Linked DNA regions of Homo sapiens: region 1 is linked to region 2. A link is a contact called in ENCODE Hi-C or POLR2A ChIA-PET data. All regions are on one chromosome and are shown on one strand. The core of a region is the stretch at or near the end of the contact, and the rest is flanking DNA. Distances in the headings are between cores, read along the strand shown.

Region 1 (3,836 bases), core at 1,282-3,781, 170 kb after region 2:
CACACACACATACACATATATATAGACAGATATAGATGCAGATAGATAGATACATGTATAGAAAGATAGAGATGTGTGTGTACACATACAGATAGACACACACACACACACACACATATGGATTGGCTTGTGTGATTGTTGGGGCTTACTAAGAAAGTCTGAAATCAGTAGAGAAGGTCTTTAGAAAGGGAATATCATAGTGTGAAACTTCATATTCCTTTGGGAGAAGCCTCGGTCCCACTTTTAAGGCTTTTCAACTGATTTAATCGGGTTTACTCAGATTATTTAAGATAATCTCCCTTATTTAAGGTCACTTGAGTAAGGGCTTTAATTATATCTGCAAACTACCTTCACAAGAAAACTAAGACTAGATGTTTAATTGAATAATTAGATATTGTAGCCTAGCCAAGGTAACACCTCAAAAAAGTCATCATATATACAAATTAAAAATTTACATACAGCAAAAGACACTGTGAACAGAGATAAGCAATATGCAAGTAAAATATCTATACAATATAGGTAATAGACAAAGGATTAATATTCAGAAGTTACTGAGTTCCCCCAAATCAGCAAGAAAGACAAGAATTAGTTGATAGAAAAATGGGCAAAGGATATGCATAGGCAATTTACACACAAATTTTCATAGTCTGATGAAAAAATACAAGAGAATGCTCAAATTCACTACTAATTAGGGAACTGAAATGTAAAGCAATAGCTAATTTTTCCTTATTATTTTAGCAAACATTTAAAATTATGGATAGCATCAAAAGCAGGCAAAAATGCAGATTAATGGGAACTCCTGCTAGGAATCTGTCCTTTCTTACTTTCTTTTTTAATCACTAAGCTCATATGTTTGATTGTTATGGTTGAGTCTCCCAACTAAATTCCGTGATTCTTTCCTCCCTATCTGAGTTCAGCTTGCATAGTACTACTAGATACATCTTAATCCTCTCTCTCTTTTTCCCTTACATACACACAGACAATGCCTTAACATTATTTGTAATAGCCTCAGCCTGGAAACCACTAACTGTCTAACAACTATAGCATGGATAAATAACTTGTGATATATTCATGCAACAGATTATTTATAATAAAGAAATTGACTATGAACTACAAGAATCAGCATGGATGACTCCTCAAAAATACTGTTGGGTAAAGAAGCAAAACAACAAAGAAAACATCAAGCATGATTGTATCTGAACAAAGTTCAAAAACGGCAAAACTAAACTATCTTATTTAGCAATGCATACCTAGGTGGTAAAAACAAAGTAAAACAAAGAAATGGTTATTCCAAATATTTGGGTAGCAATTACCTTATGGTTTGGGAATGGTGGATGCGGAGGGAGAAAGTTGTGATTTGGAAGTTAAACTCAGGAGATTTCGAAGTTAAACTCAGGAGATTTCAAAGTTAAACTCAGGAGATTTCTGGGGTGCTTTCGATCTTAGACTTCTTGACCTTGATGGCAATGACATGTTAAACAGAACATACATGTTTTACGTTTTCACTCTATTTGGTTATAGTTGATAATTTTTTAAATTTAAAAATACCACAAGGGAACTTCCTGAGGTGCTGGTAGCTATTTCTTGACATGAATGGTGATTGCATAACGTGTGATTTAAAAAATTAAATTTACTTAAAATTTCCACACTTTTCTCTTTGTTCTATTTGGCTAAAAAATTGTAAAAATAAAGTAGATAAAAAACCTTTATGAATTACTCCCTCCCTACAGAATAAAGATCAGATCCCTAACCTTTCAAAGTCCTCCATATATTGACTACCACAACCTTTCTAATCCTAACTCCCACTACTGCCTTCATAGAAACCAATAATAATAATGATAGCCCAAAACAAAAGTAAAAAACCCCAAAAAACCCCAACCTTCAAAACTGCAAACAAAATTAAAAAGTCCACAAATACACTAATTTTACTAAATTTCCTTTAACAAAAAACTTGACCTTGCCTCTTTTTATTCTTTATTTGAAGGATTTTGAATTGCCTACCACATGTTTTCCTAAGATGAATCAGAGCAGGATGACATGCTTGTTTAGTCTTTGATGATAATGAATATGTATTTACACGATTGTCAGAAAGAACACATTTCTCCCAAGTTGTTACCTAACTGGTATTGTGTGTTTAAGAATTTTCTTTCTGATTTAAACCAGCTAAAGCCAGTTTTTTAAAGGACATATATATATATATATATATATATATATATATATATATATATATATATATATATATATATATATATGATGTTAGATATTGGTTTGTGCCCAAGAAAACACAGGGAAAACTAAATAACCCAAATCAAGCCCTGAGTATTCATGTGCAGACTATCAGCTTCACACTTAGTCATAGTCAACTTCACACCTAAATGCCATTGAAAAGAAGCAGGGCCAAATGTTCCTGGAAAATGGGACTCTTAGGTTCACAGACGTTTGCTGAAAATACCTGAGCCCCATGCTTTGGGGAGATTTCACTAAGAAGATTGATATGCAGCTTCCAGGGGAAAGAATGAAGGAGGGGCAGGATGTGGTCTTGGTGAATCAGAAGCGGCCCTCCTTCCCCACCCCTCTTCTGAGTCAGCATGCAGCCACATGGCCCCACATGGTGCAGTTCTGGTTCTCGGATGAGCTGTCATATGGGGTCCTCCCTGTCTGCCTTTATTAAAGCACTTGGTGATTTCCAGCAGCCCTATTTGTCATATAAATAGTTTTGTTCTGTCTATAAATTAGTCAAGCAATTCATTTTTGAATCTTTCTGATAGTGACACAGTGACATGAAGTGTTGTTGGGTTTGCTTGTTGTTGGATTTGCTTGCCTCATTTGGTCCTTTAAATGGTAAAGTAACATCACCCGTTTGTAGACAGCCTCGCAAAAATTTGAGCCTTTGGTTTTGGAACCAAGTCAGCTGGGTTCAAATTCCCACTTGCCACCTTCCAAACCTGGGATTTTTTAAGTGCATATATTCCTTTTTGCCTTAGGGCATGAAACATGTGCTCAGCACTTGGTTGCTGCAGTGGGAACTGAGAGTCATTCTTGCTGGTCGTGCTGGTGGCAGAAGTTATGGCAAGCTCCCACAGAGCAGTGGCAGACTTGCCAGTGCCCGTGTCTGGGCTCCAGGTCTGGCAGTGTGGCAGAGTGGGCCACACTCACCAGTGCTGGGCAATAAGACAGTGTTTTCACATTGGACCAGCTCCATTACTTGATCTGGGGTATTGTTCATGGCTACAGAGTCCTCACATTGGCAGTCCTGGCAACTCTGGGAGTTCTGCAATGCCCTTTTAAGCACATTCCCTTTTGCTTAAACGAAAGTTGGTCTCTTTTAATTGTAATGAAAGATATTGACTGATATAGTGACCTTGTGAAAATTTACTTTCTCATCTATAGAGTAGCTTAATAATAGCCATCTCTAAGGGTTATTGGGAGATTTCAATATATTAATGCATGATTTGCATTAATCCACACTAACTATTTAGTCCACACTATTATCCACCCTAACTATATTCATCCACAATAACTATTTAGTCAGTGTGGTGTCTGGCACTAAAATATTAGTTATTAATTATTAATAATGTGCTGGGCACAGGAAGAGCATTGGACTGTCTGTAATGAGAGTGCGTCTTTTTATCAGGAGGGCCTCACTGTTTTAGGGTTAGGAATGATAGGATTAAAAGTAATTTGGGAATTTTTATGACTCATGACTTTATGGTTGGTTGATTTAGGCAACGATATAGCTTTTGTTTCACTTATTAAATTTAAATTTAATTTATGGACTTGTAAGGGCATAAATTTAATTTTACAGCTTGATTTTGACACAAAGCAAGATACTGAAC
Region 2 (3,837 bases), core at 1-2,500:
TACCTCATACATGTGGAATCACACTGGATTTGTCTTTTTGTGAGTGGCTCGCCTCAGTTAACATAGTTCCTTTAAGGTTCATTCATGTTGTGGTGTGTATCATAATTTCCTTCCTCTTTAAGGTTAAATAATATTCCATTGTATGTATATATGACATTTTGTTTATCTGGTGATCCATAGATGGGCACCTCAGTAGTTTCCACTTTTTGGCTGCTGTGAATATTGCTGCTATGAACACAGGTGTAGAATGATCTCTTTGTGACTCTGCTTTCAATTTTTTTGGATATATACTCAGAAGTGGAATTGCTGGATCTATTCCCAGAATGTTTTAAAACCATGGTTCTCCCATAAAATGTGGTATATTGTTGCTACCTAAGCAATGAAATAGTGACTAACAGCATCGTGTTAAGGTCCTAAAGCGTTAGCCAAGTGGCTTGATTCACTCCTTGGAGATTCCACCCACTTTTGTCTGCATTCTGGGAGAATCTACACTGCAGGTCCCCACATCAAGCTTGCTGTATGTATACAGCTTCTACTCTATTTCAAAACCTGACAGGGTTCCCGTGTGCTTTCATTGATCAATTTGCAATGAGCAATGAACAATGAGCTTCAAAGGCTGTTTATAAACAGGTCTCCCCTACTTCTCACTGTGGTCCTCAGGAGGACCCAAAGAATGCTTCATCCAAAATCACAAAGAACAAGACAAACAAATTCTGAGAAACCAAGAGGAGGGTTCAAGAGGATTCCTTAAAACTTCCATATCACCTGGAAAGTTGTAATGGGTGAATTCAAAGCAAGCCATTAACTGGCAAGCTAAAAGAGTCACACATGAGCTTTGTTCCACAGCAAAGCATAGTCCAGCAATGCCATAGTACCCGTCTCTTTGCCACTGTGCATGATGAGTCAGGCACACATCACCTCGAGGCCCCTCAGGAGAAACAAAGGCATGGGCCCTAAATGGAAACACTGGCTTCTAATTTTTACTGCTTCTAGGCAACTGGATAAAAGTGTAATAAAGTGGCATTGCATGTAAATTTTAATAATCAAATATGTATTCTGAAATGAGAACAGAACCCACTTTTTATTCATTCCTGGAAGTGATGATAATGCTGAGAAGGTAAAGAATCAGTCTCAACTAACTGGAAATAAAAAAAAAAAAGATAATAAGTCATTTCCACCAAGCCTGAAAATGTTGGTGTTTGAGGAACAATGTAATGACTTAAATGAACAACATGAAAGAATAAATCATTACCTCATCATAATGGCTATTTTTAACCCACTGTGGAAAATCATCAGGAACTGAAACTGCAAATATGCAATGCTAAACATAATTTCTTCAGAGCAGGAGATAAAAATCAGCACTGGGTAAAGAAGTAAGAAAACATGAAGCCCAAGTTCCTAGGTTGTTGGGTAATGACCCAAGTGGCTATCATTCTATACACATTGTTTTGTGAGGCTTTTAAAAACATTTTACAATGTGCTGTGAATATTTCCCCATTTCAACACACACTTTTCTATAATGAAATTTTAGGCCAGGTGTGGTGGCCCACACCTGTAATCCTAGCACTTTGGGTGGCTGAGGTGGGAGGATCACTTGAGACCAGGAGTTTGAGACCAGCCTGGACAACACAGGGAGACCCTGTCTCTACAAAAAACAAAAAATTAGTTGGGCATGGTGGCTCATGCCTGTGGACCCAGCTACTCGGGAGGCCTAGGTGGGAAGATCACTTGAGCCTGGGAGGTTGAGGCTGCAGTGAGCCGTGATTGCACCACTGCACCCCAGCCTGGGCGACAGCTCTCAAAAACAGAAGAAGAAATTTTAATAAGCTTTCTAATGGCTGCAATTGGACAAAATACTTTCTTATCTTTCCACATTCTTCCTCTCAATTCCCTCTTTTGAGAATTTTCCCCTCACTCTGTACTTCCTTCCTCTTCAAATGAGGTAATGCTTAGAGGAGCTGGTTTTCCACAAGAGTAGAACAGATAATTATTTGTGTGATATAGAAGATACTGCTGGTTGTCAGCCATGAAGACCTGGTCCAGGCCAATGAAGGCAATCACATTTCCTTTTGCTAGGAATTGATCCAGGGATGAACATGACACCCAGTCCTGTATGGGCAAATTGGCTAGAGAGTTTCAGGAAGCATTTTCCTCCTTGATAAGAGGTGCACAGTAGAATGCTCTCTGCTGTACTTCCTCATCTCCCATTCCTCACCCACGTCTTATACTGAATGCTACCGAGCTGTAGCAACCATCTTGAAACATCATCTGTACACATAAAAGGCCAGAGTGTAAACAGGGAAAGAGTCTGGGTCTTTGATGACATCAATGAATAGCTGCATCAACTTTAGGGCTGTCTGCCTCCAGCCTTGTAGTTATGTATATAATAATGCCCTTATCTGGATCCACTTTTCATTGAGTGTTCTGTAATTTGCAGCTGAAAATTATTCTAACAAATCTAACTTAATTAAAATTATATTAACTTAAATATGTTATGAACATTATCTTTCATTTATAGCCACCATGATTCACCCCAGGGTGAGGTACAGACCCAATGGGGCCTGTACCAACATTCTTTTCCTGTTGGCAATCATCCCTTTCAGGTGGTTATCCTTTTCTCTTTGAGGTGTGTACCTCCTTCCATTAATGTTTATAATATCGCCTTTGCCATCACTATCATTTACTGTCAACTCTCTATATTCCCCAGGAACCATGGCTCATCCTGTTTACCCCACACTCAACGTCTTCCTGCAGGACTCCAACATCACTAGGATGCCCAGCTAATATTAGCTTCAGAACTTTGACTTCTTTAACCTCATCCCATTTTTGCCATCTACATAATACTCATGCAGATGGTTAGTCTCTGTTTTCTAAATGGAATGCGAATGCATACAATTTTGTAACTGTCTTTTTCACATCATGCTGTATACTGAACTCATTTGCATGTAGATCTATTGGCAATGTAGATCTACAGCTTAATTTTTAATGGTTCTATATTTTTCTATTTTTATTTATATTCTATGATTAGCAAAAGGGTTTAAGCAGTCATTAAATTACCCACCAATTTTAAATGCCACTATTTCTCATGTTCTAAATTACTTGAAGTTATTTTCTGGACTTTTGCTCTTTGTTTCTGGCTCTGTTTAGAGTACCTCTCTCCTTTAATTATTAAATATTTAGAGTAAATTTTAACATCTGCAGGGAAAGTTTTCTCTTTCCACTCTTTATAAAACATTCCTGAATATTTTTTGAAAATAAAAATATGTATTTATTTATTTTTAGAGGCTGGTCTATGTTACCCAGGTTGGCCTCAAATTCCTGGCCTCAAGTTATTTTCCCACCTCAGCCTGCCAAGTAGCTGGGACTACAGGTGTGCACCATCGTGTCTGGCATTCTTGGATATTCTTATATGTTATGATTATGAACTGACTTCAGAATCATTTTATTGAGTGCCCACACCTTCCAAAAATCCTTTTAGTATTTTCAATGATTTTTAAAAATTGATAAATTGATTTGGGGATAACAGATACCTTTACAATATTGAGTCTTTCCTTTTCTTCATTTACTCAAGTCTTGTTCTGGGCTCCTCAGTAAAGTCGTGTCTTTTTAAATACAATTCCTACACCTCTGAGGCTCCCACTATAGCGGGTCTGGTCCGCCTTCTCCTTCCTCACATATACCATTACCTAGCCTTTCCCCACTGATCTCAGTCCTCAAATCCATCTTGTACTCTCTGTCTAGACTGAACCCTTAAAAGTGTAAACCTGATCCTATCAGATAATTCTCCTGCTTCAGCCCCCTCAGCCAAAGCCCACCTAGCTCTCTGGCCCTGCCTCC

Evidence for each region. A loop is a pair of places that touch in the nucleus more often than their neighbours do. ChIA-PET counts read pairs that join two places held with the same protein, here RNA polymerase II (POLR2A). Pooled maps may share reads with other maps.
Region 1: a loop to region 2 is called in a pooled map, with 12 times the contacts of the local background. The contact joins two enhancer-like sites. A Hi-C loop is called at or near these places in 11 of 50 pooled maps. POLR2A ChIA-PET finds 5 or more read pairs at or near these places in 2 of 52 experiments (activated T-cell and endothelial cell of umbilical vein).

What each region holds. Positions count from the first base shown.
Region 1 is chr7:92,901,925-92,905,760 of GRCh38, forward strand. The region is part of intron 1 of CDK6-AS1 (CDK6 antisense RNA 1); the gene reads left to right. Among named protein-coding and RNA genes, the nearest start is that of CDK6, 67 kb to the left of the region's middle. Within about 2 kb of position 2,532, at least 4 of the 41 ENCODE cell types and tissues checked have a DNase peak (open chromatin) inside an H3K27ac peak, as active enhancers do.
Region 2 is chr7:92,730,606-92,734,442 of GRCh38, forward strand. All of the region lies in intron 3 of CDK6 (cyclin dependent kinase 6), which reads right to left. Among named protein-coding and RNA genes, the nearest start is that of CDK6-AS1, 100 kb to the right of the region's middle. Within about 2 kb of position 1,251, at least 5 of the 41 ENCODE cell types and tissues checked have a DNase peak (open chromatin) inside an H3K27ac peak, as active enhancers do.